3 separate regions of the Mus musculus genome follow, and regions 1 and 2 are each linked to region 3. Evidence: chromatin loops called from intact Hi-C (ENCODE). Cell type or tissue: heart. All regions are shown on one strand. Region 1 has its middle 31 kb from the start of Gm4610. Region 2 holds the start of Bcar3 (breast cancer anti-estrogen resistance 3). Region 3 has its middle 9.0 kb from the start of Gm40139.

Evidence for each region. Hi-C counts contacts between places; a loop is a spot of excess contacts. Peaks named below come from ENCODE experiments on the same cell type or tissue, not always from the same donor. Only the 100,000 strongest peaks of a DNase experiment are listed, where the experiment ranks them.
Region 1: a loop joins it to region 3, with 2.0 times the contacts of the local background. A loop is called at or near these places in 2 of 42 quality-filtered maps.
Region 2: it touches region 3 in a loop (2.1-fold over the local background); 7 of 42 quality-filtered maps call a loop at or near these places.

What each region holds. Positions count from the first base shown.
Region 1 is chr3:122,357,491-122,365,490 of GRCm38, forward strand. No RefSeq gene overlaps it. Among named protein-coding and RNA genes, the nearest start is that of Gm4610, 31 kb to the right of the region's middle. In heart, no CTCF peak of the experiment used is centred here; DNase peaks (open chromatin) are centred at 3,441 and 5,481; H3K27ac peaks cover 366 bases; H3K27me3 peaks cover 681 bases.
Region 2 is chr3:122,415,962-122,423,961 of GRCm38, forward strand. Bcar3 (breast cancer anti-estrogen resistance 3) reads left to right here and starts at 3,796. Exons shown (of 12, transcript NM_013867.3): 1 at 3,796-4,222. In heart, CTCF peaks have their summits at 3,984 and 4,651; DNase peaks (open chromatin) are centred at 3,860 and 4,710; H3K4me3 peaks cover 3,637 bases; H3K27ac peaks cover 2,809 bases; H3K27me3 peaks cover 1,967 bases.
Region 3 is chr3:122,308,673-122,316,672 of GRCm38, forward strand. No RefSeq gene overlaps it. Among named protein-coding and RNA genes, the nearest start is that of Gm40139, 9.0 kb to the right of the region's middle. In heart, a CTCF peak has its summit at 3,573 (motif pointing right); no DNase peak of the experiment used is centred here; H3K4me3 peaks cover 121 bases; H3K27ac peaks cover 501 bases; H3K27me3 peaks cover 4,609 bases.

The sequences.
Region 1 (8,000 bases), 49 kb after region 3:
CCTCAAATGCAAGCTGGGGAAGAAACCTTTTCCCTACAAGATGCTTTTGGTCACAGTATTTTAGCATAGCAAAGAAAGAAGCTAGAAGAGAGTCTTAGTTCATTTTCTGTTATATCAATAACCGAAGCCAGATAGTTTGCAGTGAGTGGAAGATAGGCGGGACAAGATGGTGTCCATCTGTCACCCCAGCACTGCAGAGGCCAGCGCAGGAGGATCACAAGTTCAAGGTCAGCCTGACTATATAACAAGACTATATTACAAACCAACAACACAGAGGTAGTTTACTTGGCTTATGGCTCTGAAAGCTGGGCAGTCCAAGAGCATGACCTACATAGAGCATCTAGTGAGAGCTTTATTGCTACTTACAATACAGCGGGGCATCACATGGTGAAACAGACCAGCTCATGTCTCTTCTTCTTTTTTAAATATCTATTTATTTTATGTGTATGAGTATTCTGTGGCTGCCTTCAGACACACCAGAGAGGGCATCAGATCTCATCACAGATGGTTGTGAGCTACCATGTCGTTGCTGGGAATTGAACTCAGGACCTCTGGAAGAGCAGTCAGTGCTCTTAACTGCTGAGCTATCTCTCCAGCCCCTATGTCTCTTCTTATAAAGCCACTTGTGCCATTACAGGAGCCCATCCAATGTTAATTACTTCTCAAAGTTCCACCTCCAATACCATTAGTATATAAATATGGAAATTGTATTTCCAACACATGAACCTAGACTCTTGCTGGGCAAGGGTAGGCTCTGTCACTGAGCTACGTCCACAGTTCACCAACAGGTGACTCTTTGAGGACATATTCAAACCATAGCAGAAACTACCCCAGAACCGGTTAGTTTGAGAGCCCATAAGGTGGCTGCCATGGCTTATTGTCTTCTAGCCACAATCCATACAATCTCCCCAGCACACTGAGTTACACCTGGCCTGTGGGACCATATCAGTATGGCAGAGAGGAGGGGAGAGTGGAAGTGACTGATGGTGTTGTGGACGGTCTATCAGATTGTCCTGGGGGATAACAACCCTCTGCTTTAAGGATGTGCTTGCGTCTGTGGAGAGACTGATTTAGAGATGACCTGAGGGTCCCTGATGTCAGTTTCCCCATGAAGTGAGCATGGTCCTCGTGGGAACAGATGCAGATGGCTGCAGCTCTAGCTAACTTGTTCCATCACCCTCATGAGCCAGAACCAAATTCCCGGCCACAGACACTGTGAGAGAGAATAGACTATTAGTATAGCCTTTGTCCACTGAGTTTTGAAGTTATTCACTTTTGTACTCAGAAATATTCAAGTTAAGAACATGGGTCTTCTAATAGCCAATCCAGAAATCCCTTTTCTTTTTCAATTTATCACTATCCTAAAGGTTTTAATTGTCGTATGTGTGTATTCATATGTGAAGTTGGGTACATGTATGTGGGCACATGCCACACGGGCCAGAGGACACCTTGGGTGTCATTCTCCGGAACGATCTACTTTGGCTCTGGAAGCCACTTCACTGGCATAGAGCTTACCAAGTAGGCAAGGCCAGGTAGCCAGCAACCCCCAGGTCCCTCCTGTCTCTTCCAACTGCTGGGGCCACAAGTGGGCGTTCCCACATCAGCAGTTTTAACACATGTTCTGAGAGTTGGATTTAGACCCTTAGCTTGCACACTAAGAATGTTACTGACCAAGCTATCTCCCCAGTCTCCTCAAAAGTTCTTGCTACAGAAGTGATTAAGTAACTTTATTAATATTAGATAAAGAAATGTAGCATTATATGATTCAATAAAATACATTGTATGTTTTTAAAAGGATGAATGGTTAGGAAAGATGTTTGCAAAGTTACGCAGACTATTTCTTTTCTTTCCAAGTCTCAATAGGAAGGAGGTGGCATTTCATGGTGTCCCTTCAATCACTTTCTTTATATGGTGGCATTTTGGCAGAAGGGTTTCTTTCCTGGGTGGTAGCATTTCTGAAATAGCTGTATGTGGGTTGTATTTGTTTGTTTTCTAAATAGTAGGCTTACAAAAACTCCCTTGTTTCAACTTGTAAAACAGTGTACTTCAGCAGAAGCGCACAGTTCCTGCCAGCGTCTAAATGCAAGAGACTTAGTGCCAGTGAGCGTGTTCTCAGATCCATTTAGCTTAGGCAAGGACAAAGACAGGCATGGAATCCGTGTGGGTAATGAACTGCCTCTCTTAGGTGTAAATTCCATTTTGAACAGACCCAGATGCTCAAGTGACCGGGAGATGATAGAACCTGGCAGATGGCGAGAAGTGAGGCTGAGTCCCCGAGAGTACTGGTTTCAATCACAGCCCACACAGGAACACTTAACTGAGACTTAACTGAGACCTGGGGAATTATTAGGAACAATTAGCACCCCACCCAAGGCCCCTCATACAGCCTAAAACTGCAGCCTTTGCCTTCTTCCCAGGCTCCACCCTGATCTATGGAAGTTACCGTAGAGCCCAGGGGATAACAGAGGACGGGCCACAGCCCAGCAAGTGTGATGTCCCTCACTCAGACTCTTCTCTCCGCAAAAATCTTCAAGCTGCCACATTGCTTTTTCAGAAAGATGTCTTCATTGGCACAGGTTGCATCAACCACACCCTCACGGCTGGTACCCTGGGTGAACCGAAAGGATGATAAAAGGTCAGAAATGCTGGTAAGAGGTGCTGAGTCAGCACTTCTCCCTAGACCACGGTATATGATGTGATTCGGGAAGCTATCCGGGTTCCAATTCAAATCTGGACTCTATCACTTAATATCTGTATCACCTCAGCAAGTTAGTTTTCAAATCTGCCCAGAGGCACCCCTGAGACCACTAATTCTCAACCTTTCCAGCACCCCGTTTAATACAACTCCTCATGTTACGGTGACCACCCCCAACCATAGACTTGTCTTTATTGCTACTTCATAGCTATAGTTTTGTGACTGTTATGAATCATAGTATAAATATCTTATATTCAGGATATCTGATATGGGAACCCTGTGAAAGGGGTGTTCAATTCCTGAAAGGGTCATGACCCACAGGTTGAGTACCACTTAGAGTGTGACCGAGAGGGCTACCTTTAAGAATAAGACAATAGCGACCTGTTGTTGTATACTTGCTATGTGCCAGGCGGTAGGTGTGGGTTTAGTTAATCTTCACCCTTTTGTGAAGTAGACACTTTCATCATCTTTCTATTGATAAAACAACCCAGGCACAGAAAGGCTAAGTAACACCCTCATAGTCACGGAGTTAACAGGTGTCAGAGTCATGCTTCAAATCCATGTGTTCTGACCCAAGCACTACAGAGCGAAGACAGGCAGGCGTTGAGCCAAGCAGACTTGTGCTCCTCTGTAGTTATCCAGCTAGCCAGAGGCAGAGGATGTGGAAGTCAGCAGGCACACGGCTGGAAACACAGCTGGAAACACAGCCAGTACTCCGGGGGTAATTCCTGACTTCCTATTAGAAACAAACAAAAAAACCAGGCTGTGCTGATTTTCCCATTGGCTTCTTGGCTGTGACAGCTGGTCCCTCCTGCCTATGGCCTAAGATAGCAAAGATGTTAGGCTAGGCCACTGGACCAGAACAAAAAGGGTGGGAAAGGCTGCCCTCTTCCTGACCTCCGCTCTGCTTAGCCACCAGTCCTGTGGAAATCCAATCAAGGGCTTGGGGGCTGGAAGAGGATAGGCCCAGAGTGTAGGGGGAGGGGAGGGTTGAGCAAAAAGACAAAGGTAAGAAAATAACGCTGAGCGGGAAGATCAGATCAGCCCAGGGACACCTTCTGATTGGGGTCCCCTGAACCTTGATGGGAACCGCAGGTCTCCCCTACAGCCCATTAACAAGCTCAGACTTGAGCGAGGATCACCCACAATAGGCTGGTGGAGAGGTGGGTGAGGGAGACACTGTTCCCTATGGGATTAAACTGGATGGCCCAGTTTGTGGCTAGAAGGTTCCATCACCACAATAGGCCCCTAAGCTTTGTGCTGATTATACCTGTCTGGGCAAAAGGGCATCTCTTTGGACATGGTGACTGTCCTGGCCTAGTGTGCCTCATTTGTGACTCTGCCAGCATGTGGTAGTGGGATGATACCTTCCGGGGTGACCTGACTTCTCCAATGGCAGCACTTCCTAGTGTTACCTCTCATGTCTCTGTCACAAAGGCTCTTGAGGCTGGCATTGTACTGTGCTACACTCACACTTTAGACACATCCTATGCCCTCAGGACAGGGCCAAGGACAGGGTTTATAGAACTAGGTGTCCAGTCGCTAGGCCCCTGGTTCAGAAGTTATTAGGAGCTGCAAGGTGGCAACAGTATAGCATTAAACCAGTTGTAGGGTCCTTCTGAGCTCAGGGGCTTATGCTTGATGCAGCTTATCACACACCGATGGAGCCAGCTCTGCCATGGGCTCAGAGAGGCTCATGTTCCATAGGCAAGGTTAACCGGGTCAGAGAAATTACACAGTGTACCTCTTAAGTCATTTATATCTTTGAATATTAAAATATTGCATCATGAGATCCAACTATCAAGATTTTAGCAAGTCATTACAGGGTTTATAAAACTCCAGAGAACCTTAACTCCGGGCGATCAGAACATGTAGGTGTGTATGTATTAACTCAGCGGTTTGTGCTTGCTTCTAAGCGTACCCCTAACTTCTCCCCTTCCCTGGGTGCAGGTGATTTCATCTCACAACCGCACTAAGGCCGAATGTACCCTTCTAACTGGAGCGAAGATCACTTGAGCTTGGCATGAAGCCAGGCTACCCAGAGACGACAATTTCTAGGGGAGTCCATGTTTATAGCCCAGTGGTACAGCTAGAGACTCAGAGACCAGAAACAAGAAGACTAGTTCATGCAAATAGAGGAGGAAGAGTGTGCAATAGTGTTCAAGGTTGGACAAGGAGGGTGGAGGTAGGACCTGGTCCAAGCCCACCCTTTCAAGAAAAGCATGCCTTCAGAAAAACCAAAGCTCTGACACACACACACACACACACACACACACACACACACACACGCACGCGCACGCGCACGCGCACACGCACATGCACACGCACACACACACCTTCTCTAGAGGCTCTGCTTTCTGACTTGGCTCCCAAGTTAAGCTTCCTTGATCTGAAGGATCCTAAGGTCATCAGACTTAGCAAACAAAGACACAGGATATGAGTCAAATTCAAATTTCAGTTCAACAATGAATTATGTTTTAGTATAAATATGACCTTTTCAATAGTTACTTCGAATAGGAATTCTCTGTTGTCTTAAGTTTCAACTTGACCAGAAAGTCTGCATCTAGTCTGCCACCTTGGGTGGCTACTCTCCCTCTACCTCTCCCAACCTGGGACCAGGACTGGCTCTTCACAGCTGCACATAACTCCAGACTCCAGCAGAGCTCACCAGGCTGTTTGCACTTAGCTGCTGATCTACCCTGCCCAGCCCAACCCTGCAGAGGTACACTTCACTGGCACCGTTGGAGAAGCTGCTAACCACTGTGAGAGATCTGGTGCCTGGCAGCCTCATCTCTGACCCGAGGCCAGCTCTGCTTAGCCCCAGTGCATTCCTTCCTGGCTCAGCTCATCCTTGGTGCTGGTACCAGCAGGGGGAGGAGGAGGAGGAGGAGGAGGAGGAGGAGGAGGAGGAGGAGGAGGAGGAGGAGGAGGAGGAGGCTGAGCTCAAGCCCAAGTTTCACTCCGTTGGCAGCCTGCAGGCCTACAGGGTGGGCTCTTGGTGGGTTAAGGTTGTGATTATGGCTTGGGGATGCCTGTTAGATAAGTTTTTCTGTATTTCAGTTCTTAATTTCCATGTTTGGAAATGAGCAGATTTCCTTAAAGGATATCATTCAGTCTGCTTACTACTCTAAGGTCATCCATCTTGTCCCTACTTTGAAGTCAAGGAAACTAAGATGCTACAGTCTTATCATAGGTGGGTGCCAAAGTTTAAACTAAATTCCAGTCTTTTTAATTCAAATATATGCCCTATACTCTGTACAGCCACATCACTGACCTCACACTCTAAGCTTCCGAGTGGTCACTGCTCACACTTTACTTTCTACCCAGTCTGATGTCTTCCGAATTTTGCCACTTGATAAAACTGCCTTAATTTTCTTGAGCTTCCTCAGAAAAATTAACACAAACTCGATGAGTTAACGCAACAGAAATTTATTGTGGTAGTCTGATGTTGTTGCCCAATGCTGACTGGAATACCTGATGCTGGGTAACCTTATAAAGAAAACAAGTGTTGTTTACCTTACAGTTTTGGAGGCTCAAAAACCATGTAACCCCCATTGGTTTGGTCTCTGGTGCAGACCCAAGGATTGATGCTATCATAATAGAATACCTGTGTCAGCAAGACATAGCATGACTAGACAGGGAGCCCCACGGAGACCTTGGCCAGGTTCCACTATTATAACAGCTTGCCCTTGTGAGAACTCACTCTAGGAGAACAGCGTCTCCAGGGACCTAGCAGCCTACCACAAAGCTGTTCTTCTTCAAGGGTCCTATCACCCCATGAACATCTGGAGGGCAAATCACATCAAATACATCTGGTCTCACACCTCAAGAGCCAGAAAAGCTCGAAAGTGTCAAGCTATGAGCAAGGCTGACTCCTGGAGTCTCTGAGGGAAGATGCTCTCAGTCTCTGCTTGCTCCTGGAAGGAGGCACCATGTGGCCCTCCAAGGCGTGTGACCGAATTGCCCAACTTGCCCCATCATCTTTGATTTTTTTTAAATATAATATTTTAATTTTAATTAAAAATATTGTCATATGATATGTTTTGAAGATGTTTTTCCCTCCCCCAACTCCTCACGGGTCCTCCCACCTCCCTACCCAAGCAGCTTTATGTTCTTTTTCTTTTAAAAAATAAGACACACACAAAAAAGGAGGTAAAACAGACAGACAGACAGACAGACAGACACACACACACACACACCACAGACACAGACACAAAACCAAAACAACCCCCAACCACAATTTAAAAAAGAAAAAAGCAAAACAAAACCTCAAAACTTCACTGGTATATCAATCACACTTCAGGTCAGGCCCCATGCCCAAGAGTTGTTGGGCGACACAAAGGACCCCAGTGGCATTTTTGTGGACTTTTTGTTTTATTCTGCTTTATTTTGGCACATGACTCCTTTTCTATACATCTCTCAGTGTCTGCTTCCATCCACATTTCCTTGTCTCTGCCACAAAGACACTATTAAGCTTGCCCTAATGCACTGTGACCTCATGTTAACATCCGCACAAGCCCGTGGCCACAGAAGCCTGCATTCTCAAGTTCTAGACAGACGTGAATTCCTAAGCAGTGTATGTGTGTGTGTGTGTGTGTGTGTGTGTGTGTGTGTGTGTGTGTGTAGGGGGAAGCACACACTGCTTAGCCTAGTATACTGGTATTTCCCTGGTTGAGACTCTCACCAGCACTGGACAGCACAGAAAACTCTGTATTGAGCATCTGTGTTAAGGCTTTGCCCTCTCCAGTCCATTGCTTTCTGGAAAATAAATTCACCTGTAGCTCTGTCTCCCTGACTTCAAAATACTAATGTGTCTATATAGCTGACAGCAGCGGCTCTCAGTCTTAAGTGTGTAAAAGGGTCAAGAGGAGAGGGTCTCAACCTTCGAGTCACAACCCCCCAAGGAAGGGTTGAACAATCCTTTCAAGGGATTAGCAGATATCCTGCATGCCAGCTGTTTACATTACAATTCACAGCAGTAGCAAAATTACAGTTATGAAGTAGCAACAAAATATTTTATGGTTGGGGTCACCACAACGTGAGGAATTGTGTTAAATGTCACAGCATTAGGAAGGCTGGGAACCACTGGCCTACAGAGAAGCCTTTTAGAATCCAAACTTTCTGATTTATGGACGAAGGGAAAAGGTCAGGAATTTGCATTCTGACCAGTTCCAGAAGATTCTGTAGAAAAAAAGATTCAGACTGTATCATGGCATATAAGAATCCTTGGTCTGATCCAGTTTCTATTTTTAGTTGTATCATCCAGCGCTCCAGCCTCAGCCATGAAGCCTGAGTGCAGCCAGCA
Region 2 (8,000 bases), 110 kb after region 3:
AGTGGATAAGAGCACCCGACTGCTCTTCCGAAGGTCTGGAGTTCAAATCCCAGCAACCACATGGTGGCTCACAACCATCTGTAACAAGATCTGATGCCCTCTTCTGGGGTGTCTGAGGACAGCTACAATGTACTTACATATAATAAATAAATAAATCTTTAAAAAAAAAAAAAAAAGAAAACACGAAAATATAAGCAGCCTCATTTCTTATAAGAGAAATGCAAATTAGAAATTACTTCAATTTTTATTTTACTTGATAAGTTGATGAAAATCCCAGAGATAAATAACATCTGATCAGGCTGGCATTTTCTGTCATTTGTAAATTGACATAATTCCTATGGAAAACAAATTGCCATTACTTATGACAATTAAAAAAAACCATATACTCTTTGAATCAGTAATTTCTAGTTGTGGAAATTTATTTCGTGGATAAACTTGCATGTTTTATTCATTGCAGTATTCTTTGTTCCAGGTGAGACTTGGAAATAAGAGAAATGCTCAGGAAATCTAGTGCTTTCTTCTGATCTATCAGAGCACCAGACATAAACACGGTGCACATACAGACATGCAGGCAAAGGTTTCATATACATAATATATGTAAACCTTTAAGATTTAAGAAAGAAATGCATCTGGATGCATTAAGGATGTGCTCACTGGGAGATTTCTTGTCTGACACGTACAAACCCCTGCATCCAATCCCCAATCTTGTGTAAACCAGGCACGGTGGTGCACACCAGTAACCCCAGCACCGACTGGGAGGCAGGATCTCACATAGTAAACTCCAAGCCAGCCTGGAGTACATGAGTCCCTGTCTTTAGAAAAAAGAATCTGTAGTTGGGAAGTAGGAGGGACCAGTGGAAAGTAAAGGGTTAAAGGGGGAGGTGAATGTGATTATTATATTCACATATGAAAATATAATAAAGCTCATTATTTTATATAATATATGCTAATAAAATAAATGAGAATGTGTCATTCTCTTAGGAATACAACCTAGGTATATACATAACATTTACATTATACTAGGTATATAAGCTATAGAAGATTTGGAGCACACAGATGATATATGTAAATAGCATACCATTTTCTATAAGGGACTTGAGCATCTATGGATTTGGTGTTTGTGGGTTTTCTTAGAGTGTTTCCTCACTTGGGTAGTGAGGAACAATTGTGTGTGTTTGTGTGTGTGTGTGTGTGAGTGGTGTGTAAGACAGAGACAGAGAGACACAGAGACAGGGAGAGACAGAAAGAGACACATAGTTTTAATTGTGGCTTAGGTGAATACTAACCAAAACTGATATTACTCTTTCATTCCGTTAAATTGCACTCTTACTAATTCCTGTTACTGTATAATAATCCACACATATTCACACTAGATGAATGGGAAACTTCTAATCAGTAAAACATTCTTATAGTTTGAAGGGAAAAGAAAACTTGACAAAGAAAGATGAAAGGCCTCTGTAAAGTCTTACGAAATGGTATTCACATCTTTGAGGCCAGTCAGTTGACATGTGAGCCTACAGTCAGCTCCGTTTGTTTGTCAGAAAACAGTAAACAAAATAAAAGGTCTTTGCTCCAGTGGAGCTTGGAGCTCAGCAGAGCTGAGCAGGGTTCCTGCAGTCAGCTGATAGTGCATTGTGACTGCTGTAGTGCAGTCTTGGGAGAGTTTACTGTCGTGACTCTGCTGTTACACGTGGCTGTTTACGAGCTTGCACCCACAGACAAGGCCAGAGCTTTTGAATATTGTGCGATAACGTCTTCTGCCGGCTCGGACTCACAATCCACTGGAACAAACTTAATGTTCTGGAACCAGGTCACCTTTTAAAGGCGACTTCAAAGCAAAACTAAACCAGTGGCCCTTTCACCAGTGACATCGGTGAAGGGTTAAGCGGGGTTATTGTGAAGGTAATACGCACCCGAGCACAGGTCAGGGCTCTGCTTTTAAAGTTTGTAGTTGTATTTATTCTGTTGGAGTTCTCTGGGCTCCAAGGGTCAGGGTGTTCCTTTCTTAGTTCAGATCCAGGACATTTCCTTCCCCTGCCTCTTTCTCTGCTCTTCCCAGGATGCCCAAGATGCAAATATAATGGTTCATCGATGGTGCTGCATCAACGGATAGACTTTCCTTTTTCTTTCTGTCTTTCTTTCTTTTTTTCAAAAACACAAAGTTCCTCAAATTTACTGTTTTGTTTTTGTCTTTGTTTTTCTTTTTGTTTTTTTAATACTTTGTTGTTAAAGCTGTCTGTGGATGTTTTTACTTTGGCCATTCTGTAGCTGCAGAGTCTTTTGATTCGTTTAAAGACATATCCTGTTTGCTTTCCTTGGCCCATCCAGTTGCCTGTCTGTGGTGGTTAATTTTGTCAGTCTGAACACTCTAGAACAGTGGCTGGTTCTCCCGCTTTAACACAGTGGCTGTGGTGACCCCCTCCCCCCAGCCATAAAATTGTTTTTGTTGCTACTTCATAACTGTAATGTTGCTGCTGTTATGAATCATGATGCAAATACCTGGTATTTACATCATATCTGTATATATAGGATATCTGATATGTGACCTCTGTGAAAGAGTCTTTAGGCCCCCTCACCCCCACCCCCCAAGGGGGTTGTAACCCACTTACCTGCCGGGGGCATGGTGGCACATGCCTTTAATCCCAGCACTCGGGAGGCAGAGGCAGGAGGATTTCTGAGTTCAAGAACAGCCTGGTCTACAAAGTGAGCTCCAGGACAGCCAGGGCTACAAGAGAAACCCTGTCTTGAAAAACCAAAAAAAAAAAAAAAAAAAAAAGCCACTGACCTAGAGTCCCCTGGGAAGAGGGAACCTATCACCTCCATCGGATTGGCCTGTGGGCATGTGGGCATGTGGGAGAGGTATTTTCTTGATTAACGTTTGATGTGGGAAGGCTCGACCCACTGTGGGTGGTGCCAGCCCTGGGCAGGTGGGCCCGGATTGCATAAAGAAGCTGAGGAAACCTTGGAGAGCAAGCCAGTGAGCTCTGTCCCTTCACTGCCTCTGCTTGAGTTCCTGCCTTGGCTTCGCCCAATGATGCCTTGTAACAAACAAACACTTCTGAAGCTGCTCTCGATCATAGCGTTCATCTCAGCAACAGAGAAGCAAAGCAGGACACTGTGTAAATAAAAATACCTGGGCTGTTCCCTGTGGAGCCTTCTGTCTTATCCATCTGATCCGAAGGTGTTCCTTACATAGTTTCTATACATTTCCTTTATCGGCTGCATGAATTGCGTAGAGGAGCTCTTAATGACAATTACGTTAACAAGCGGGTTTCCTTTGGCGTTAGTGCTTCGTGTATTTAATTAAGGAATCTTTACAGCCCTTTTTTTTTATTGTTTGTTGTTTGGTTTTGCTTTTGGTTTCTGTTTGATAATTTCTTTAGTGTTACCGTTTTACCTTTTATATGTAGATCTGAAGTCCTCAGGATTTGATTTGGGGTGTGGGGTGGGGTGGGCATCATGATTCTATGACCTGGTATCATATATTGAACTGTGTGCTGTACTCCCACCGTTACCACAGCAATCTTTGGCATAAACCAAGCCACCAGATAGTGCAGAGATGACTTTATAACTAGGTTTTGATAAACAGCATATGTAGGTTCACGAAGCCATCTAGTTCTGCGTGCACGTGTGAGAGTGATTGATTTGCCTGTTCCCGGCTCGCTCGCTGTGGTTACCTTGGTCTTTGTCCCATGAAAGCCTTTTAAATTGAAAGCCAGCCAGGTGTCTGCAGAGCGGGCGGATCTGCTGCGTAATTAAATAACGCCGGGAAGGGGGAGGAGTGGATTAGGCGAGGCTGTCCGGTTGAGTGAGGTTCAGTAAGGAAGAGGTTGAGCTACACTTGAAGTCTAGCTTCTCGGGGGAAGATAAGGGGGAGTCAAAACTCTCAAATCCGGGCGGAGGAGAGCCAGACGAGGTCACCGAATGTAAAAGTCGCCGGGGTTCGGCTCAGCCCGGCGAATCGGCTGGGCGGGGTGGGGCCGCGAAGCCGCAAATCACCAGTTGAGGGCCAGAGAGCGCGCTGCCGGCTCAGAGCTGAGCCTGCAGCCGCCCGGCCAGGCAGCAGCCGGAGCGGGACAGCCGTGCACACCCGCCAGCCGCACCAGCCTCTTGGCGGACGCCCGCGGACCATGAGCCGCCCGAGCTCCGAGAGCAGCTGCGGTGAGGTGAGAGCAGCCCGGCGCTGAACCGCAATCCCGGACTCCGAACGCGGCGCGGGGAGGTGAGTGTGTCCCGTGCGTTCCTGTTCAGCCTCCTGAGCTCCCTCGGTCGGACTGAAACAGGACTGAGAAGTTCTTTAGAGTAAAGTTAGGCATGGGGAAGAGCGCAACCCCCGTCTGTTTGTACCCCCGAGCCCCCGCAAACTAGACATGGGAGTGGGAGTGGGGGTGACCAAAGTGTGTGTGGCGGGGGAGGGAGGGTGAGACTTGTGCCCTCGGGGGTCCTCGGATCCCGGGACTCTCGGGAGTGGAGCGTGGTGATGTGCCTCGAGCATCCCCATCTACTCTTGGGCTCCGGGGCGGAATCTTCCCGGGTGCTGGTTTCTGGACCCCTCCGAACCCTCCTGCTAGTCCAGTTCGGTTTTGCCCAAGGCCGCTCTAAGCTGGGTAGACGAGCTGGCCCAGACGCCTCTGCTGGAAGCCCGAGGCTTTCCTCCACTAATCTCTTGGGAAGTTTGCAAAGAAAGTGAAGGAGCCTGCCCAGTAACTGTTGACAACATCTCCCTCCCCTCGCCTTCCCTTTGTTGAGAAAGAATGAATAGTTGGTTGTGTGCTTCCCCCTGAGTCGGAGAGGGGAAAGCAAAAGGAGGGAGGGACGGGTCGCAGCCCATCTTCCTTTACTCGCTTAGCCTGTGGCCACTTAAAAACTTTAATCAGGTGTAGACTCTTTTTGAAGGGCAGGTGGCAAAGGCAGCGAGCCGGTGATGTGGGGCAGCGCGTCACAGGACTAAGGTTTAACGGTTGTTTGAGGCAAGGTGAAAGGGGGAGTAGCCCGAGTCTAGTTTTTTTTTTTTTTTTCAGTTTTTGTTTTTGTGTTTTGTTTTTCCCTACAGCAGTTAGGGATGGAAAGTAGAGCCCGGAGTTCAGAGAGTCTTTTAAACCTTGACTCTTATCTCCCAAGGTTCCACAGACCTCTCTATGGCAAGTACGTTGGCCCAGGGAAGGTCAGTTTGGAAGCTGATTATCTAATTCTGTGTGGTCCCCCCGCTTCCCCGGGGGGAGGCGAGATCCTGAAGGGGGCTTCGTCACTCTTCGGGAGGCCCACTGGCTAAGCCGTTTGCCCACCCGCGAGTGTGCCAGGAAGCCTCCCCAGTATAAAGAAAACAGTTTACCACGCCAAACACCAACTCACTCACAAGTGCTGTTCAAAAGATCTCAGTTCCTATTGATAAAGGACTGCTTTGTCAGATGGGTACTACTCTTAAGAACCTTACCCGGGCAATCCTTCACTTTATTGCTTGAAATACAATCCGTGGAAGAATTATTCATACTTCAATCGGTTGGCTAGACTTCATAAGGTTACTTCAAAAGGACACCCTAGGTCCCTAAAGCCAAGCACAAGTTCTAAGTGGATAAGCCAATTTTATCTGTGGAATAGTTTCCTCTGCCCTCACTGTCTGATTTTGCAAAGAAGATGAGAGAAGTATAGGTTTGAATTGCAAATTCTCTGTCATGGCCTAGGTGAGGGCAGCTGGGGTAGTGGCATTTCCAGTTTGAAATATACAAGTTCTTAAGGCCCTTCCTTAGATTACCATGTGTGAATGTAACTTGAAAATATCCCATTTCAGAAAACAGAGACAACTCGAAGCAAGTGGGGCAGTCTACCTCCGCCTCCGCTTGCAAGGTCGTCAGGTTTTGTAGTATTGTTTTGGTCATCTTTGTAGAACAAGTGAGTTGGACAGAGGTCATAAACTTTTCAAATGCTCAGCGGTTAACTAGGAAGGCAGGCAGGCGGCAAGGCTGCTGGAGTTTGTCATGAGGTTCACTCACACTCTCCGAGTTCCAGACTCTCAAACTTTCCTATCACTGGATCGTCTGACCTTTGTATCTATTTCAGGATCTGACAGTAGAGGAGGATGGTCAAAGTTTTCACTGGTGTTTGTTTGAAAGCATGGCGGTTCACTTGGAGTCTATGCCCTTTTGTGTCTTTGTCCTCTGCGCTTGGTGTGTTTATATCTGTTGTAGGTTGAAACATCTCCCTCCTCAGCCTCCCTAGCTTCCAAGGTTCTTTTTTTTATGTGAACTCCCACTTCAGTGGGGACACAGTAAACAATCTAGGCAGCCTTGGCTCCTGCACGGTTGGAGGAGATACTATTGCTTGCTGTGCAAGCAAGTCATGAACTTCATGCCTATGATCACATTTAATTTCCACAACAATCCATGAAGACAGGATCGTTGACACCTTTCACGAATGACCCACTGACTGTCAGAGTGTGCTGTGACGTGTCCCAGACCTCATAGCTACCACGCCAGAGGCAGGGTAGATCTTGGAAGCAGTAAATACTGGCTCCAGGACCCTGATTCTGAGTCATACTTTTTTTTTTTCGGATGACCAACTGGTACACAGAAGTGTGTAGGGGCAAGCGGCCTTGGCACAGAAGCATCTGCAAGAGAAGACTAAAGCTCTGGGCAGTCGCTCTAGCCACTCATTCCCAGGCTGGTTGCACTGGAATCTTTCCCCTGGCTGGAGCTGCCTTCAGATCTTCCTGAGCCTGATCCCTTATCTTTTTTCCCCTTAGATCTCGTGTCCTTGTAAGCGAAAGACCCTCCCAGACCAGCGTATCATCAAAAAGTTATCTTTTTCTCCAGCCAGCATCTTTATTTATCATGTCACTCTTGTTCTGTTTTGGATTCTTTGGGGTACTTACAACTTGGGTGTTGCCTGGTTTATTGTCGTGTTTATGTGGTTTTGTTGGACTCGGTACGCCTCAGTTTTAGGCTTCCTGAGAGCAGGGCCCTATGATAGCTCCATTTTTAGTGCCCTGTAAGCCTTCACAGAAAGTCAAGTGAATGAACACAAGTCCTCTGAACTGGGGAAATGAAATTGTACTACCAGCATTAGAGTAAATGCTGAGTAAAAAGAGTATTTTTAGAAAATAATTATTTTTTAACAATTTTATGTGCATAATGGTGTTTGGCCTGCATATATGTCTGTATGAAGGTGTCAGATCTCCTGGAACTGGAGTTGCAGACAGTCATGAGCTGCCTTGTAGGTGTTGGGATTTGAATCTAGGTCTTCTGGAAGAGTGACTAGTGCTCTTAATTACTGAGCCATCCCTCCAATCCCCAACATTCATTCTTACTGTAAGCTTCCTCTATAAAAGATTTAACCTTGTAAGGTCTAGGCCACCTCATATTGTTTGGTTTTGTTTTTATTTTGAAGACCTAGTACAGTGTCCACCATATTTGAGGCCTTGCATCATTTGATTCTGTTACCCAGGTAGACAATTTAAGTGAAAGATGCTTGCTACCCAAGAGAATCCTCCAATGCTGTCTTCTCAATCCTGGGTCAAGACTGGGCAGTGCCATAGAGCTTTAAAAATGCTGATGCGGTGTCTTCCCCACAGAGATTCCGATTTTAGCATCTGGGCTGTGGTTGAGCCTCACAGTAAATAATCCGTATAGGATTTTTACACACAACCTGGCTGAGCCATGGGTTTCTGTGTTTTCAGAACTTCTTCTCTACTTTGGTCCCGACAGGCTTGAGGCAGCCATGGTGAGAGGTAGGGATGCAGTCCATGTTCTGTTGGTGGTTCCTGGTAGTGTGGGCGATACTTTCACATCCACTATCATAGGCGGTACTACTAAGTGCTCTGACCTATGCCCTCCATGTTGGTGACTCCTTCTGGAACCACGTCTCACATAACGGACTCTAACCTCTGTCTACACTGAACTGCCCCCTGGTACCTCACACACAGTTCCACTTGGTGAGCTTATCTTCCTCCTGCATGGATCCCTTCTGAAACCTCTTGTGCATAGTAGCATCATGCTGTCTTCCCG
Region 3 (8,000 bases):
ATGAGGATGGAGGATGGGAGGATGGAGGATGGAAGATGGCTGAGGATCGGAGCAGAGCGAAATAGTAAAGGACTTTGAAGAGCAGGAGGAAGAAAGTCTGTAGTGTGTATTGAAGGGTGTCTGTCTTGAACTAGGCATAGGCAGTACCCAAGAGTCAGGTAGAGAAGGAAAAAGGAAGAGGAAGAAGATTCCAACTATCGCTAGGGAAGACCCGAGCCCTCATGGAGCCGACTGCAGAGGCAGCCTGATTTCAGACTCCTCTCCTCTCAATCTCCCTGGCTTTATCTGTAAAATAACTGAGGGAAGGGGGAAAAAGGAGGGAGAGAGAGGGGAAGAGAGGGAAAGAGGAGGGAGGGAAGAAAGGAGGGAGGGAGAATGAGAGAGGCCTCACATCAAGAGCCTCTAGCATCAGAGGGTAGTGACAGTCACCATGCCCACTCACATGCAGGCAAAGTCAGCCTCACAGAACCTATGCAGGAAGCCGCGGGTGGATACCACAAAGCAGCGGCAGGGGTTCCTGTTGGCACACCTGCTGCTTTAGCCGGATATGCAGGGACCAGGGAGAGGGGATGGCTGTGGAGCAATTCAGGAAGGCGCCGCCCTGGGATGCTCAAGACAGACAAGCTAGTTCTGTTCTTGTGAGTGTCTCTTTTGTCTATGGCTCTTCATACTTTTGGTTTCTTCTGTTTGCTCACCTGAAGGCAATTTCAGAACTTTGGTAAAATACAGGTTGGTACCTGTTTTTATAATTACAGCTTAGATAGTTGGGGTGCTTGATTCTGTCTTTGTTTTTGTTGGATTCCTCGAGATCTTGGTACCATGATGACTGTCTTGAGCTTGGGCCATAGCTGAACCGCCTTCAGTGTGACCAGCAATTGCCTGCTGACCCAGTTTTCATTTCCAAATGGCTTTATGAATCACTCACTCATGAAAGTAAAGCTAGAAACTACAACATAATTTTAAACTATTACCTGGGGGAAACTACTGGGAAAATACACAAAAGTATTCTCTCAGCTTCTCAGGGACCTTATGCCACCATAATAGAAGAAACGAGATCATGGCGTGTGTCCATTGTGACTAATACAAGTGTCTGCTAGATAGTCTAGGGCCAGATAGGACACTAGATTCTGGGTTCACAGGAGGGACTAAGACAACACAGTCCTTACTCTCATGGAATGTTCTCCTATACTTTCCCAAATAGCTGCCAGGGCCAAGAGGGGTCACTCAGTGTACACTGCTTTCTTAGTGTGTAAGAGAAACCATGTCAACCTCCAACATCACCAACAAACCAAAATGGCCGTTCAACGCTTCCTTAAAAGGACAACCTGCCGTGTTCTGCATCCACTTAGTTTTTGAGAAACAGTGGTTTTCCCCTACTTTTCTTTTATTAAAATTTGATTTTTTCAGCATGAAGGAGAATTGGGGTGTGTATACATTTCCCCAGATGACCAGCATTGTATTCGTGAATACTGTGTATCTGGAATGAGCAGTGCGCAAGCTGTTCATTTTTCAATCTGAAGTAAAATACTTTCAAGAGCCAAAAAAAAAAAATTTTTTTTTCATAACTATACTTCTTGGATTTTAAAAAATTAATTAATATATTAATTTATTTAGATCCCGGAACACTGCCTCCCTTCTCAGCCCCCTTCACAAAGAGTCCCTCCAACCCCCTTCTCTGAGAGTGTGGGGCCCCTAGGTATCTCCCCACCCTGTCAAATCCTGTTTCATTTTCTCAGAGGATACCTTGGAGGCAGCCTGAACCTGACCTTGGAATCCCACAGGTGGATGAGGAGTGGCTTCCGTCTGGTTGCTGTGTAGTCCTTGCCAGTCTGCTGCCCAGGCTACTTTCCCACCCAGCCAAGCTGCCCTCTCGCATCCTCCCATGGCTCCAAAGTTACAGGGTGAGGCTTACAGATATTCCACACTTCCCACTGACTTCCCACGGTGTGTTAAGACCCCGTGAACATCTCACGTCACTAAGTCCATGTGCTTCCGCAAGGTCTTGAGAATGCCAAGGTCCCTAAAACATGAAGGACCCCTAGGGGGGAAAAATAGGTCAAGATCACTACTCTAGATGCTTCTGTTTTGGAGGTAAAATTGAGATGAAAAACAGACACCACCCCCTTCTATAGGCGGTTATGTCTGTGTTGAGAAGTAGATTCACTCTTTCTTAAATCTACTGATTTCTACTTCTCGGAGCTCCCTGGATAAATCTCTCTCGTGTCCTAAGAGAGCAGGAAATAAACAGCGAGGAGGAGGAGGAGGAGGAGGAGGAGGAGGAGGAGGAGGAGGAGGAGGAGGAGGAGGAGGAGGCGGCTCTGGGCCTCCTGGGAGGAGGTAAGAATGCCTGAGAAGCACAGCAGGACCACCCCCACCCCACCCCCATCCCCGCCTTCCCCTCAGGAGGCACGGGGCGGGGGGAGGGGATAAGGGGGTAAGCACATATATAGCCCAACGCAGTGCCTGGAGCATAGCGAGTGTTCCATAAATAGTTATTAAAAGTATGCCGGGTGTGGTGGCGCACGCCTTTAATCCCAGCACTCGGGAGGCAGAGGCAGAGGCAGGTGGATCTCTGAGTTCGAGGCCAGCCTGGTCTACAAAGTGAGTTCCAGGACAGCCAGAGCTATACAGAGAAACCCTGTCTCGAAAAACAAAAAACAAAAAACAACAACAACAAAAAAAAAGTATGGAAGAAAAAAGCCGGTCGTGGTGGCGCACGCCTTTAATCCCAGCACTCGGGAGGCAGAGGCAGGCGGATTTCTAAGTTCGAAGCCAGCCTGGTCTATAAAGTGAGTTCCAGGACAGCCAGGGCTACACAGAGAAACCCTGTCTCGAAACCCAAATAAAATAAAATAAAAAATAAAGTAGGGAAGAAAGGCACCAAGGAGAACTTGTGTGGACAGAGACCTAGGCTTCTGAGAAGGGGGCGAAGAAAATATGGACAAAAAACCTAAAGTCGGGATAAAGAGAATTTTTACTCATCTTGTAAACAGATTCCTACAGTGCCATTGAAAACGCTGGGGACAATTCCTATTGAGAGGATATGTTTGGTGGGTGTCAGAGGGTTTGTGCCTTTGCTCTTACCACCTGGGAAGAGCAAGGGCTGTGACCCCAGTGAACACAGGCTATAGTGGCTGGTACACAGGCCAGCAGTGGTCCTGCTCGGACAGACACACTGAAAGCCAGTTCACTATGTCCTTGACCTGTGTCCATGGATTCTTCAGCAGGGATATGGCGCTTATCATGATGTCCATAGAGCCCAACACCATTGGAGGGTTTTCAGGTAGTGAGTGGGAATCACGAAGAGCAGGTTTGGCACTCTAGGGACCATTAATCTGAGCCTATAGAAAAGTCATAGGAGCCAGCAAGAACGTAAGCTTGAATATGAGACACCTGACCATCTTTGTAAATCTCTTTCACACTCAACCACCTTGCAATTTGTAAGAGAAGCAGAGAAGACACCGATGTCCCCCATTCTATCAGTGAGGGAATCAAAGTTAATAAGGAGGAATAATTCCCAGGGTCACGCAACCCTGTGTCCAGGGTTGTTGTTGGAAGTTTACAGCTGCAGTGCTAGAAATGGCCAGCAGAGGGCACCCTCCACAAAGTGGTTGTTTGCAGTCTTTGTAGAGAGCAATGGTAACTCTGCTAGTATTGGTTCAGAGGGCAGGCAGGAGCTTTCTCACCAGATAAAATGCTACCTTGGTGATTTTTTTCCTCTCAGAGAATGCTTACCTAAACTGAATCCTGAAATACCAGGTAAAAGATCAGTCTACTAAGCAACCATCTGATAGCCTTCAAAAATAGCAAGGGTCAAAGAATTAAAAAATAGCAGTTCCATGTTTATGAAGATTAAAGAGATGGAACAACTAGATATAATGAATGAACGAACGAGTGAACAAACGAATGAATGATTTGAATGGGTCCTTGGGTGGGAAAAAGCCATAGACATAAGAAATATTAAGGTGGTTGATAGCATCTTAATTTGGACTGTGGGTTAGATAAATTGTGTCAATATTATGCTTTTCAAAGTTGTTAACTGTGCTGTGTTTTGACATGTTTCTCTCAAAATAATTTAGGGGGAAATGGGCATAATGTCCTTAACCTGTTTTTGAATGATACCTTCCCACCCCCACCCAAGAATAAAAGTCATAATAGAAACAGATGTAGGTAAAATGTGAACCTAGGTAGAGTGGATGGGAATTCCACATGCTGTACTTACGACTTTTCCGTAACTTCAAACTTATATCCAAATAAAAGACACACACATGCACATCTTATTCCGGAAGAGCCTTCCTACCTGATTTGAGGTCTAAAGTTCCCTCAGTGGGTTAGGGAGTACAGAGGGGCCTCTTAGGAAAGTGTGGCTTTGGCCCTCTGCAGAGCACTGACCTTTGCCCTGGGCTGGCCAGGGCACCTGTGTGCAAAGCTTATCTGAACCACCAGACAAGCAGGCGACCTTCACTGCACATGTTTGTGAATGCAACACACGCCTGTACTTGGCAGGAGAGCAGGGACCTTGCCCAAAAAAAGCAATCTGGAGCAAGGGAATGGGACAGAGGGAGCGCTCCAAGGTCTGTGCAGCAGAGAACAGAAGCATTCCTTAGCGTGGGTAAAGCCGCTACTTACTGCTTTCTGGGTTAGTCCTTCCAGAACATCCGGCTCCTAGGATCTGAGCATGGGTGATGTACATAGTCAAATATTAACAGGAAAATGATGCCGTGAGGAGAAGCTACTAGAGAGGACCCAGGATAGGGAGAGCCCAAGGTATACTGGAGAGGAGGCAGAGCCTAAGGGTGACCTCTCCCACCTACAGGATTCTGGTTCACACAGGCTTGGGATATGCAAGTCAAGTACTTACATCTCTAACAAGCCACCCGATTGGACCACACACAGTTGCAATGGCATAGGACACGACCATCCTGGCCATCTGTAGGTCTTTCCACCATGGCTAAAACTGCACATGAAAAAGTATTTTAAGAGGGGTTGGAGGGCCGGAGGGCTGGAGGGCTGGCTCAGCAGTTAAGAGCACTGACTGCTCTTCCAGAGGTCCTGAGTTCAATTCCCAGCAACCACATGGTGGCTCACAACCATCTGTAGTGGGATCTGATGCCCTCTTCTGGTGTGTCCGAAGACAGCTACAGTGTACTCTTATACATAAAATCAATAAATCTTTTTTTAAAAAGTATTCTAAGAGATCCAAGGGAAACTGGGGCTACTTTGGGGTGCACAGTGGTTCTTTGGACCGGACAACATCATGGATGAATGAACTCAAACTGAGATCAGGAGGGCATGGGATAGAGGAAGTTCCTTGAGAGAGGAGCGGAATGCACAAGCGAAGCCCAGCTGGTCCAAGCTCCTCCTCTGAGTTCTCTAGGGAAATAATGAGAAGAAAGGCAGGGGGTGAGGCAGGGAGGCTGCTATTGCTGGGACAGAGTGAGACTAAAGGAGACGTGACCAGAGGCAGCACCTTCAAAAGACCTGGTAGAGCTGCGAAAGCTGGCCAGGGGGAGGGGAAACGAGATAGGAGATCCAGGCCCTAGGCTCCAGTGAGATAAGGGCCGGAGGAAAGGGACTGTCCTGTCCGTGAGTCATGGAAAGAAGAGTGGTTAAGCACTGTAGCTAAGAGGGAGCTGAGCTCTACAAAGAGTTCCTTGTTTTCTTAAAGACTCCTGTCCTCTGATACCACCAAAGGAGGTGTGGGATATTCAAGTTTGGAAAGATAATCCCTATACATATACACATACACATACATATGTATACGTGACAGGGAATCAAACTAGGGCCTCCCATATGTTAAGCAAATGTGAGTCATAGCCTCAGCTATATAGTGAGACCCCATGTTAAAAAGAGTAGTGATTGGCTCTTCAGGGCTCTGACCTAAACAGTGGCTCAGTCAATCCCCTTGTGGGTTCATAATATAATGACGTTATTGGGAGGTGGAGCTAGCTGGAGGAAAAGGTCGTGGAGGTCACACCCTGGAGAGACAATGCCACTTACCTAATCCCATCTCTGTCTCTCTCTTCCTGCCTTCTGTCCAACAGTGTTCCTCAGCGGCATCCTTTAGCCACGAGGGTCCGTCTCACCATTGTCTCAGAGAAGCTGTCTACGGGCCCGGGCTCTCTGAAACCACAAGGCCAATGGATGCATCCTCCTCAGAAAGGCTTTCTCTCAGGTGTCTGTCGTGGTGATTGACATTCATAGCTGCTGACCAGAGAGGCTGATGTTGAAGGGAGATGAGGATTTTAGACAGAGTTTTGAAGCTATGCAGGAAGCCTAAGGTTTCCTCACACTGACTTCTGGGTGATCTGACTTGGAGGGGTGTACGCTCTGGGGAGGGGTAGGCATAACAACTACCTTAACTATATGCAATACTTTGCCTATGTCCTTAGAGAAACATAAGGGGCTAATATTCCAGAATTATTTTGATTACAGAAGTATTGCTGTTGAAGATTACATATACATATATATATATACACACATATACACATATACATATATACATCTGTAAAAGAATATGTTATCCAAGGACCTAGAGATAACGTATAATTCCCACTTCATTTTAATTCTGCTATTTTACATTTCATATTTTATCCTGCAACAAGTATATTCTAATCTTAATTCTCCTTACTGTGGAATTAAGTGCCCCATTAATGAAGCAGTTGTTAATATATGCAAATAGTATAAAGTGATATAACTAGCAAAGACCTCTTAATGACGAATTAGCATAACATGCTAATGCCCCATGCTTTGCCACTCTTATTCCTGTTCTGAGGCAGATTTTAAGTGTTTTTGCTCCGATTACTTGTGTTAGTTAATGCCACGTTCTGAAATAAGACACCATTTACTAATCTAGCAACCCATTTGCTTCCTGCTGTCTTCCTACTACCGGGAAGCCAGCTCACTTCTGTGCCACGGGAATACAGGAACAAGGTAGAGCCCTGTGACTTATTTACAGCCCATGTGCAGAGGGGATTTAGCACCATTTCCTAAAGCCGTGGCTTTGGGAAATGATAAAATCCCATTCGGGTTCAAGGGGAGGAGAAGCAGCCCCCATCACCTGATAGAAGGTGTTTTTTTTTTTTTTTTTTTTTAAAGATTTATTTATTTATTATATGTAAGTACACTGTAGTTGTCTTCAGATACACCAGAAGAGGGCATCAGATCTCATTACGGGTGGTTGTGAGCCACCATGTGGTTGCTGGGATTTGAACTTCGGACCTTCAGAAGAGCAGTCGGGTGCTCTTACCCACTGAGCCATCTCACCAGCCCCTAGAAGGTGTTTTGTCGTGAAGTTTTAAACGTAGCACAAGGGATGGAAGATACTATTTCACCCATCCTTGGGAGCACTGGTTTTCACTAGACTTATTTTGTATCATGTTTATAGATTTTTCACTATGTATATATTCACAAATTAATTATTGTAGATCGTATTTCAATGTATTCACTTTGCAGCCCTAGGATGTAGCTATCGTTCTTTCTACGTATCCAGAGGTGGCTCATGTACATGATTGTTTAGCTGACACACTATTTAAAGATTGTGGGTTTGCGACTTCTGTATCAGAAGACTGGATACATTAGTGAGGTCTCCTCGGATCATCTGTAGACTGGAGATGAGGTGTGCATGGGTGATCCCATCCAGAAGTTCTCTGTTTGCCACAGCCCCCAACCAGCCCTGATTTAGAAAGAATAGCTTCCCGTCCTACCGTGGAAAATAATAAGAGCGATATTTGGCTTTTGTGCTCTCTCTCTCTCTCTCCCTCCCTCTCTCTCTCTCTCTCTCTCTCTCTCTTCCTTTCTATCTGCTTTTTCTTTGGAAAAGACCACCGTGTAGACACTTTCTGTTTAAAGGGTACCGACGGCACACTGCTCATCTGAAGAACAGGGACAAATGATGTGCTAAAGTTCCAGAACGGTCCAGCTGCTCCATTCCAACTCTTCCCACGCTGGTCCTGTTAGAAGTTCCTGGGGTGGAGCACAGGTCTCCTGAAGACCTGGGA